Regions from separate parts of the Homo sapiens genome. Here region 1 is linked to region 2. Evidence: read pairs that join two places in POLR2A ChIA-PET (ENCODE). Cell type or tissue: PC-9. All regions are shown on one strand. Links, peaks and the distances in the headings refer to the core of each region. The heading gives the core; the rest is flanking DNA.

Region 1 (5,371 bases), core at 280-5,279, 370 kb before region 2:
GGTGGCACATGCCTATGGTCCCAGCTTTTCAGGAGGCTGAGGCAGGAGAATTGCTTGAGTCCAGGAGGCAGAGGTTGCAGTGAGCCAATATTACACCACTGCATTCCAGCCTGGGCGACAGAGCAAGACACCATCTCAAAAAAAAAAAAAAAGAGAGAGAAGAGAGGAGGGTCTGAAGACTTCCTGCTGGCTGAGTGTTATCTGCCTCAGGCTACCCTGACTTTTTCACTGTTTTTCACTTTTTTTTTTTTTTTGAGATAGTCTCACTGTGTAGCCCAGGCTGATGTGCATAACACAGCAGCCTTGAACTCCCTGGTTCAAGTAATCTCCCTACCTCAGCCTCCTGAGTAGCTGAGACTACAGGCATGCACTACCTCTCCCAGCTCGCTACTTTTCAGAAAGGGTAGACAAACTACAGTAGCTGCCTGGACACCATACTTGGAGGAGAAGGGGAGGGGGAGGCTGCACCGGATTCTGTCTTCTGAACTATGTTATCTTCCAGTTTCAACATCATAAATAGCACAGCAATCTTATATGATGGGCCTCCTGATGTGATGCAAAAATCACCAAAGTAGTATTCTTGACAAAAGTATTTACCATGAATCCAATCTTGAAGAAGCAATCAGGTAAATCCAGAATATACTAGAAAAGTGGCCTGGCCTAAACTCCTAAAAAGAAAATCAATGACATGAAAAACAAACAGGCTGAGTGTGGGGCAGAGGATACTCTTCTATATTAAAAGACACTAGAGAGACATAACCAAATCCAATTCATGAACCTTGCTTCACTCCTGGACTAAAATAAGAATGCTAAAATGGGCTGGGCGTGGTGGCTCACGCCTGTAATCCCAGCACTTTGGGAGGCTGAGGTGGGCGGGTCACCTGAGGTCGGGAGTTTGAGACCAGCCTTACCAACAAACCCCATCTCTACCAAAAATACAAAATTAGCTGGGTATGGTGGCATATGCCTGTAAACCCAGCTACTCGGGAGGCTGAGGCAGGAAAATTGCTTGAATCCGGGAGGCAGAGGTTGCAGTGAGCCGAGATCGCACCATTGCACTCCAGCCTGGGAAACAAGAGCAAAATTCCGTCTCAAAAAAAAGAAAAAAACATGGTAAAATGGCATTCTTGGAACAAGTCAGGGTGATACTGCTGAATTACTGTTGGTGTGGTGATGGTGTTTTCATTGTGTAGAGCAAGGTTTCTCAACCTCTACTGTTAACATTTTGGTGCAGATAATTTTCCTTTTCTTTTTTTTTTGAGGCAGGATCTTGCTCTGTTGTCCAGGCTGGAGTGCAGTGGTGCAATCATGGCTCACTGCAACCTCCCCTTCCCAGGCTCAAGTGATCCTCCCAGCTCAGCTTCCCGAGTAGCTGGGACCACGGGCCCACGTTGCCACGCCCGGCTAATTTTTTGTATTTTTTGTAAAGATGGCGTCTCACTTTGTTGCCCAGGCCGGTCTCAAACTCCTGGACTCAAGTGATTCTCCCACCTCTGCCTCCCAAAGTGTTGGGATTACCAGCAACCCCAGGCCCACATAATTCTTTCTGGTGGGAAGTTTAACAGCAGTTCTGTTCTCTGCCCACTAGGTGTCAGTAGCACCACACCTCTTTAGTTGCAACAACTAAAAAACGTCAAATGTTCTCCAAATAGGTAGTGGTGATGGTTGAATAACATCGTGAATATACAAAAACCATTGGACTGTACCCTTTAAAATGGTTAAAATAGTGAATTTTATATCATGTAAATTTTCCCAATAAAAAATGTTATTAGGCCGGGTGCGGTGGCTCACATCTGTAATCCCAGCACTTTGGGAGGCCAAAGCTGGCAGATCACTCGAGGTCAGGAGTTTGAGACCAGCCTGGCCAACATGGTAAAGCCCCGTCTCTACTAAAAATACAAAAATTAGCCGGGCGTGGTGGCATGTGCTTGGAATCCCAGCTACTTGAGAGGCTAAGGCAGGAAACTCGCTTGAACCCAGGAGGCAGATCTTGCAGTGAGCTGAGATCACACCATTGCACTCCAGCCTGGGTGACAAGAAAGAAACTACGTCAAAAAAGAAAAAGAAATGAGTTTCCTCCTCCATACTTGCAGAGCCCCAGTGAGTCCCTGCTCTGCAATGCTCATACCCATTGTGCTGTTACTGCAAGTCAATGAGAACGTTGGTGGACTTCTCTCCACTTCACAGAAGAATGAATGGAGGCCCAGAACAATGGCATGAACCTGTCGTTTCTTGGCCTTTTGGCTAAGATCAAGTGCAATGGCATGAACCTGACCATAGTCGTAGACAAACAAGAGGCAGAGACATTGTCTTAGTTTGAGTTCCCACTTCAGAAAACCTTGAGACAAACATTGTAGCACAGGAAGTTTATTAAGAGGATACAAGCCAGGCATGGTGGCTCACGCCTGTAATCCCAACACTTTGGGAGGCCAGGGTGGACAGATTGCCTGAGCCCAGGAGTTCAAAACCAGCCTGGGCAACATGGGGAAATCCTGTCTATAAAAAATACAAAACTTAGGCTGGGCGCAGTGGCTCACGCCCGTAATCCCAGCACTCTGGGAGGCTGACATGGCTGGATCACTTGAGGTCAGGAGTTTGAGATCAGCCTGGCCAACACGGTGAATGAAACCCCATTTCTACTAAAAATACAAAAATTATCCAGGTGTTGTGGTGTGCACCTGTAATCCTAGCTACTTGGGAGGCTGAGGCAGGAGGCTCACTTGAACCTGGGAGGCAGAGGTTGCAGTGAGCTGAGATCGTGCCACTGCCACTCCAGCCTGGGTGACAGCGAGACTCTGTCTCAAAAAAAAAATAGCCTGGCATTGTGGCATATACCTGCAGTCCCAGCTATTAGGGAGGCTTAGGTGGGAGGATTGCTTAAGCCTAGGAGGTCAAGACTGCAGTAAGCCAGCCGGGGGCGGTGGGTCAAGCCTATAATCCCAGCACTTTGGGAGGCCGAGGCAGGCGGATCATGAGGTCAGGAGATCAAGACCATCCTGGCTAACATGGTGAAACCCTGTCTCTGCTAAAAATACAAAAAAATTAGCCGGGTGTGGTGGCGGGCGCCTGTAGTCCCAGCTACTCAGGAGGCTGAGGCAGGAGAATGGCTTGAACCCGGGAGGCAGAGCTTACAGTGAGCTGAGATTGCACCACTGCACTCCAGCCTGGGCGACAGAGCAAGACTCCATCTCAAAAAAAAAAGACTGCAGTAAGCCGTGAGCATGCCACTACACTCAGTCTGGGCGACAGAGCAAGACCCTGTCTCAAAAATAAATAAGGAAATAAAAGAGGATACAAAGAACAAGCGTACAAAAATACAGGGAGGGAAGACAGCCACTATAAAGTGGGTCATAAGCAGGGTTCCACCAGGGATGCCTGGTCCCCCCGGGGTGTGGGTGGGGAACTCTGGGCTGCAGTGCAGAATGCATGTCTCAGAGAAGTTCCACCCAAGGCAGGAGGAAGGTGAGTAGATATACAGCAACCCTGTCTCAGTCCCTTGGAGGGTTGTTGGGGGAGAGTTAACTCCTAGCACTTCTGACCAACTTGTAGAGTGAGCTCAGAAAGCCCCAGACACATCAGAGGCAGATACCAGCAGTGGACACCAAGAGTCTGTTCCACGTGTGTCTAAGCATACTTATCCCCCAAAATGTGGCGCCCACACCAACAGCATCAGCCTAAGGTAGGAACCTGGGAGGATGTTAAGTCTGGCTCTGCCCCAACATAATGAATCACAAACTCCTGGGGTAGGGCTCAGCTGCTAGAGTTTGTTTGTTTATTTGTTTGTTTGTTTGTTTGTTTTGAAATGGAGTCTCACTGTGTCGCCCAGGCTGGAGTGCAGTGGCTCCATCTCGGCTCACTGCAACCTCCGCTTCCCAGGTTCCAGCGATTCTCCTGCCTCAGCCTCCCGAGTAGCTGGGACTACAGGCACGAGCCACCATGCCCGGCTAATTTTTGTGTTTTTTAGTAGAGACAAGCTTTCACTATATTAGCCAGGCTGGTCTCGAACCCCTGACCTCGTGATCCGCCCACCTCGGCCTCCCCAAGTGCAGGGATTACAGATGTGAGCCACCGCGCCCGGCCAACTGCTAGAGTTTTAACAGACCTTTCAGGTGGCTCTGATGTGACTGAGCTTTGAGAATCTCTGCCCTAACCCACCATTTCTAACTCCAAAGCCCAAGGTCTTTCTGGTACTAGATGATGGCTGAGGCCTGCAGCCAATTAGTGGGAAGGGCTGCTGGGGATGTTAGAGGCAGAGGAATAAGCGGCCTGACACTCAGCTCCGGGGACACCAAATAGGTGCTGGCCCTTGTAACCCAGTGAGGAGGCAGCGCTCATTCCTTTATCTTAAAATATGTCCTGAGCACTTACTGCATGCCAGAGCCTGGTGCAAATGCTTAGGGCTTACTAGGAACCTGGGGGTGGAGGGAGCAGGGTTGATGTGAAGGCTGGGTATTGAACACAAAGAATTTGGGTCTTTTGGGGCTCCTGTGGTCTGGTCCACTCCTTGGAGATACCCACCAGGAGATGACTCAGCCTTCCTAGTCCAGGAAGGCCCCCGCCTCTTTTTCTGTGAGCCCAGCCATCACCTTATTGCCTTCAGCATGTCCTGAATGGATTTTGTCACTGTTACTGGGGCCTGCAAAGCACACAGCCCTCGTGGTCCAGCTAAGACCACCTGGCCACAGGCCGGCCCACAGCCGTACTTGCAGGGTGAACCAAAGTCAAGGAAGGGTCCAGAGAAGCTGGGTCTGAATGCCACCCACCACTTCCCCATGTCAGGAGATGACACTTATGTGGACACCCCAGGGATTCCTATGATTCCTCCAACCCATCACCTTTTCTAGAGCACCCCTCACTCCTCTCTCCAGAGTCTCCCACCTTTCCAGCACTGGCTTCCCAAGTTCCACTCTCTGCAGCCTCCATCTGTGGCCTGGACCCCAGGATCCAACCCCCTAAACTCCTTCTAGGCAACCATCTTGGGCAACTTCACCCAATGACAACCTATGCTCCTCCTGTTATTGACAGCCCTGAAAAAATGGAGTTCAAGGTCATAGGCCCCATTGGACCTGATATCTTCACCAGGCTCCTGAGAACCCAACTGAGCAGCCCTGTCCTCAGATTCCAGCTCGGACATAACATTGGGGGTCAGAAAACTGACTCCCAAGGTACAAACTGGAACAGCCAGGGTGAGTGCCAGCACACAGGATGGCTTCCTCATCATAGGCCAGAGTCTGGCCCTGGGTTAGCAAGTTCAGGGCAGCCTACAAGAGGAATGAGCTGGAAAGAGCTGTGGCCAACCCAGGGAGGCCCCAAATACACCAAGTCCCAGGTCCTCCTGCTCTTGTCACCTTTCTACAGTGGTAAGACAAGA
Region 2 (5,371 bases), core at 112-5,111:
ACTGTACCTGGCCACTAGACAGCAACTTTAGACTAAGGGGTCAGGGAAGGTGTGAATGAGGAGGTGACATTCGAGCTGGCACATATGTGACACACGAAGATCTAGGAAGTAGAGTGGTCCAGATAGAAGGAGCAGCAGTTACAAAGCCCTGCGATGAGAACAGACTCAGCATGTTCCAGATAGAGGAAATTGCCTGGTGCAACTGTAGAGGAGGGGAGGGAGTGGCAAGAGATGAGGTTGGACAGCCAGGAGGGCCAGGTCACCTAGGACAGGATAAGTGGTTGAGACTTTGTTCCAGGTGCCATGGGACAGAATACATAGTAGCACCCCTCCTCAGACCATAAAATCGGGGGACTTCCAGAAGGACTGACACCCAGCAGTGTCTTCCTGTCTGGTTGCTGCTGCTCTGCCTTCAGGACACTTTTTTTTTTTTTTTTGAGACAAGATCTCACTGTGTTGCCCAGTCTGGACCTCCCTGGCTCAAGCCATCCTCCTACCTCAGCCTCCCGAGTAACTGGGGCTACAGGCATATTCCACTATGTCCAGCTTTTTTTTTTTTCCTGTAGACATGAGGTCTCACTATGTTGTCCAGGCTGGTCTTGAACTGCTGGGCTTAAGCAGTCCTCCTGCCTTGGACTCCCAAAGTGTCCGAGGGATTACAGTCATGATTACAGGTGTGAGCCACCACACCCGCAAGACGCTTTTTACACTCTGGCTCCGAGGGTTTGTTTTTGTTTGTTTGTTGAGATGGAGTCTCACTCTGTTGCCCAGGCTGGAGTGCAGTGGGGTGTTCTCAGCACACTGCAACCTCCACCTCTCAGGTTCAAGCAGTTCTCCTGCCTTAGCCTCCCAAGTAGCCGGGATTACAGGTGCATGCCACCACACCCAGCTGATGATTTTTTTTTTTTTTTTTGAGGTGGAATTTTGCTCTTGTTGCCCAGGCTAGAGTGCAATGGCACAATCTCGGTTCACCGCAACCTCTGCCTCCCGGGTTCAAGCGATTCTCCTGCCTCAACCTCCTGAGTAGCTGGGATTACAGGGAAAAATTAGCTGCCACCATGCCCAGCTAATTTTTTGTATTTTTAGTAGAGACGGGATTTCTCTATGTTGGCCAGGCTTGTCTGGAACTCTCGACCTCAGGTGATCCACCCGCCTCAGCCTCCCAAAGTCCTGGGATTAGAGGCGTGAGCCACCGCGCCTGACCTGATTTTTGTATTTTTAGTAGAGATGGGGTTTCACCATGTTGTGCCCAGGCTGGTCTGGAACTCCTGACCTCAGGTGATCCACCCGCCTTGGCCTCCCAAAATGTTGAAATTACAGGCGTGAGCCACTGCGCCAGGCCTTTTTTTTTTTTTTTTTTTTTTTTTTTGGAGATGGAGCCTCACTCTGTCACCCAGGCTAGAATGCCGTGGGTCGTTCTTAGCTCACTGCAGCCTCCACCTCTCGGGTTCAAGCAATTCTGCCTCAGCCTCCCGGGTAGCTGGGATTACAGGTGTACACCACCATGGCCAGATATTTTATTATTTTTTTTTTTCTTTTTTTTTGAGATGGAGTCTGGCTGTGTTGCCCAGGCTGGAGTGCAGTGGTGCAATCTCCACTCACTGCAAGCTCCGCCTCCTGGGTTCACGCCATTCTGCTGCCTCAGCCTCCCAAGTAGCTGGGACTACAGGTGTCTGCCACCACGCCCAGCTAATTTTTTGTATTTTTAGTAGAGACGGGGTTTCACCATGTTAGCCAGGATGGTCTTGATCTCCTGACCCTGTGATCCGCCCACCTTGGCCTCCCAAAGTGCTGGAATTACAGGTGTGAGCCATCATGCCCAGCCTTTTTGTTTGTTCTGAGGCAGAGTCTTGCCCTGTCACTCAGGGTGGATTGCAGTGGTAAGTTCACAGCTCACTGTAGCCTGGACCTCCCAGGCTCAGGTGATCTTCCCACCTCAGCCTCCTGAGTAGCTGAGACTAAAGGAGTGAACCACCATGCCCGGCTAATTTTTAAAATTTTTTGTAGATATGGGGCTTTGTTGCTGAGGCTGGTCTGGAACTCCTGGACTCAAGTGATCCTCCTGCGTGGGCCTCCCAAAGTGCTGAGATTACAGATGTGAGCTACTATGCCCAGCCTTGGGCCTGAGGGGTTTAAGCCATGTTGGCTATCAGTTTCCCTGTTGGAGGAGTCCTTTCCAGGCTGTGCCTCAAGGCTGTGTTTTTGGCCTCCGTGATAGCATGTGTGGAGGATAGCCACGACTGGTACCAATTTTGGGGCCCTCACTGTAGGCCATGCAAATCTGCTGGCATTCCCTGTGGGCTTCAGCAGACACATGAGAATCTTTCTGTGTGCCAGTCTGGAAGGAGTGATAGCGTCTTCTCGATCACTCTCCTGCCTCAGGCTAGGATCTCTGTCTGCTCTGTCTGCTTTGCTGAGATGGTAGAACAGGGTTGTGACCTCGAAGGTTTGAGAAAGCTGACATCATCCTCCATGAAAACTCCTGTTGTTTGGACTCTAGGTTTGATGTGGAACTCTTCTGCCTGAGGCCTTTGTTTGGAGGTGGAAGCCCTGGTTCAGGACTGCCTTGCCCCTTTCTGAGAGAGCCAGGCTCAGAGGAGTGCTCTCACTGATGTAGTCTGTTCTTGTCTCCAGGCCCACGTTGTCACTAGAAGTCCTGACTCTGGAGAGGCCTCCAAATCTGGTCAGTCCAATTCCACCACCTATCAGCTGCTGACCTAGAGCGAGTTGGAGTTGGCTAACCTCGCTGAATCTCCTTTTGGTCATCTCTAACAAGGGGGTTGACTCACAGGGTGTGGTTACAAACAAGTGCACATAAGCTCTTTGCACATTTCTGTGCCTCATATGCATTAGTGAAAATGAAGTGTTCACAGCCAGACAGTTATTTTGAGTTTTGTTCTTGGAAACACTTAAAATTGGAAGATAAAAATGGAGTTTTTCTGTTGTCTAACGGGATCTCCTGGGTCAGAGGTTTTAACCTGGGATCTATGGCTGAACAGTTGAAAATTATTCACAAGGCTGGGGCATCTCTACCTCTGTGCAAATGTGTTGGGAGAGGGCCACAGTTGCTGAGACATTCTTGGAGGGTCTTTGCACTCACAGAGACCTAAGGGTCAGTGAAGGCTGGTGTTCAGTGGGTGAGAGGTCATCAGAGTCTTTTCTGCTCCTCAAGGAGCCTGGCCTCAGCCTGCGGACTGTTGGGGTGAAGCAGGAGATGGTGTGGTCAGCGGCCCTCTCACAAGAGCTGTAGGAGAAGCTGTCATGATGGTCAGTCCCCAGTCTAATGTGAGGCTGCCTCTGAGCCCGGGCTTTTTTGTTTCCAGCCTGTTACTTGCACAGTAAATGTGTTAGAAACAAGATCAGAGCTTGCTGGCTATTCTGGGGAACATCTTCCAGCCTGGCCTGGACCCCTCCCTCATGTTGCATGGGGATAGGATGGGGGCTCTGCACTCTTGCTTCTTTTTTTGGACTCAAGAGTGTTGCCTCCCGTGGGAAGGGTGGGGATCGCAGGAGGGGACTTTCCTGTGTACAAAACATGGTGAGCAGGCTCTCGGTAGGTTCTGTTGTGTCTGTATGTAGCTGGATCGAGGTAGGAGGGAATGGCTTAGGGAGATGGGGATGAGGGTGGATGGCCACCTGTGGAGCTTAGGGAGTTTGGCCTTTAAGCCAAAAGCAAGGGTGTTTGTAGGGGAGGAGCATGGTCAGCTTTGTGGTTTAGAGCTCAGGGATGCAGAGTTAGCAGAAAAAAGAGACGGGCCTTGACCAGAGGACCCAGTGTCAGCACTGATGTACCAGGTGAGCTTAGGGCAAGACCCAGCGACATCACTGGATGACAGTGGATTCTGACTATGTGGCTGTTGTGATCACTACTTGGAAATAAACACAAGACAGTGAAGCAGGCCTCAATCCCACATAGTTTTGAAGGTTCCTTGTCATTTTCTGGGAGCCCCTGATGTGTCCTATTCCTCAGAGAGCTTACTCTTCCCCACTCTTCTCTGCCCTACCAGGCCAAAGGGTCTTTCTCTTCCTTTATCCCTCCACCCCATTTCCTTCCACCACCACTTCAGTCAAGGAGTTTTTGTATCAGAAAGTTATCACAGGCCAGTTATGGTGGTGCACGCCTGTAATCCCAGCACTTTGGGAGGCCAAGCTGGGTGGATCACTTGAGCTCAGGAGTTTGAGACCAGCCTGAGCAATATGGTGAAGCCTGGTCTCTACAGAAAACACAAAAAGCAGCCAGACGTGGTGGTGCTTGCCTGGAGTCTCAGCTCCTTGGGAGGTTGAAGTGGGAGGATTGCTTGAGTCCTGGAGGTCAAGGCTACAGGGAGATGAGATGGCATCACTGTACCCTGACCTGGGGGACAGAGCGAGACCCTTTTCATGCCCCGGGACATTTGCTGGTGCTGTTTCTTCTGGTTGGCATACCCTTTCTGAGGACTGCCCAACTTTGCTCTGAGCCAAGGGTAGAAGGAGATGTGGCCCTTATCCATTCCTCCAGCTTTTCCCCTACCCTCAGAGCTCTTAGGCAGTGGGTATGGCACCTTGGAAGCTGCAGCAGGGTCAGGGCACATTGAGTGACTAAGCATAGCAAGTACCAGGTGGACGGGGCAGAAATGCCAGAGGTGGGAGCTGTGCTCTGCCTTAGGTCCTCTAAGTTTGTGTGTGAGTACAGCCAGTGTCTGACCTCTTGGAAATGTGACCAAGACCACAGTGAAGACTAGATGATGGTCCTGTGCTTTCCCCACTTGTTGATTTCTTTCTTGGCAGAGTATGAACTAGGACACACCTTGTGTTCCTGTGTGGCAGGCGTGACTGGATCCAAGCTTTCTCCCCTGCTTGCTTTAGATTTTCCTGGACATTTCTTAGTCATCCCAGCACTGAGCTTCTATTTTTAGTGCCACTACCTCCTAGGGGACCTAAAATAAAGCTGGCTTAGCTTCCTGCTCCCTCATTGGCTTGAGTGTTGGTCACAGAGCGGAGGATTGGCTGCGTTCTCACTCTTTCCCTACACGATTCCTCCCCGCTGGCTCCTCTGGCTTTGGGCGAGGTCACACGGACTGGAGTGAGCTAGCACTTACCATGTTGAGCTGAGGGCTTTATCATGTTCCTTTAGAGAAGCTTCACAACCACCGGCACTGTCAGGTTGCCATCCCCATCTTATAGTGGAGGAGGCTGAGGCCCTAAGAAGGGCAGTGACTTGCATCAGATCCCACCACTGCGAATGCTTGTCTGCTGGGGTGGAACCCACCTCCTCACTGCTTTGGTTCAGAGTCCTATTATCAGGACAGAGGGAGTGGGCTCCTCTACAGTTGGGGCCATCCACAGAAAAACATGTGGGTCTGCAGTCAGGGGATCTGCAGCAAGATGTGGG

What was found. Peaks named below come from ENCODE experiments on the same cell type or tissue, not always from the same donor. Only the 100,000 strongest peaks of a DNase experiment are listed, where the experiment ranks them.
Region 1: POLR2A ChIA-PET joins it to region 2 with 8 read pairs; 2 of 35 experiments call an interaction of 5 or more read pairs at or near these places.

Annotation. Positions count from the first base shown.
Region 1 is chr16:67,492,585-67,497,955 of GRCh38, forward strand. All of the region lies in intron 3 of ATP6V0D1-DT (ATP6V0D1 divergent transcript), which reads left to right. Among named protein-coding and RNA genes, the nearest start is that of AGRP, 12 kb to the left of the region's middle. In PC-9, for the core only: CTCF peaks have their summits at 1,608 (motif pointing right) and 1,807; no DNase peak of the experiment used is centred there.
Region 2 is chr16:67,858,454-67,863,824 of GRCh38, forward strand. The region is part of intron 1 of NUTF2 (nuclear transport factor 2); the gene reads left to right. Among named protein-coding and RNA genes, the nearest start is that of EDC4, 12 kb to the right of the region's middle. In PC-9, for the core only: no CTCF peak of the experiment used is centred there; a DNase peak (open chromatin) is centred at 2,768; H3K27ac peaks cover 1,126 bases.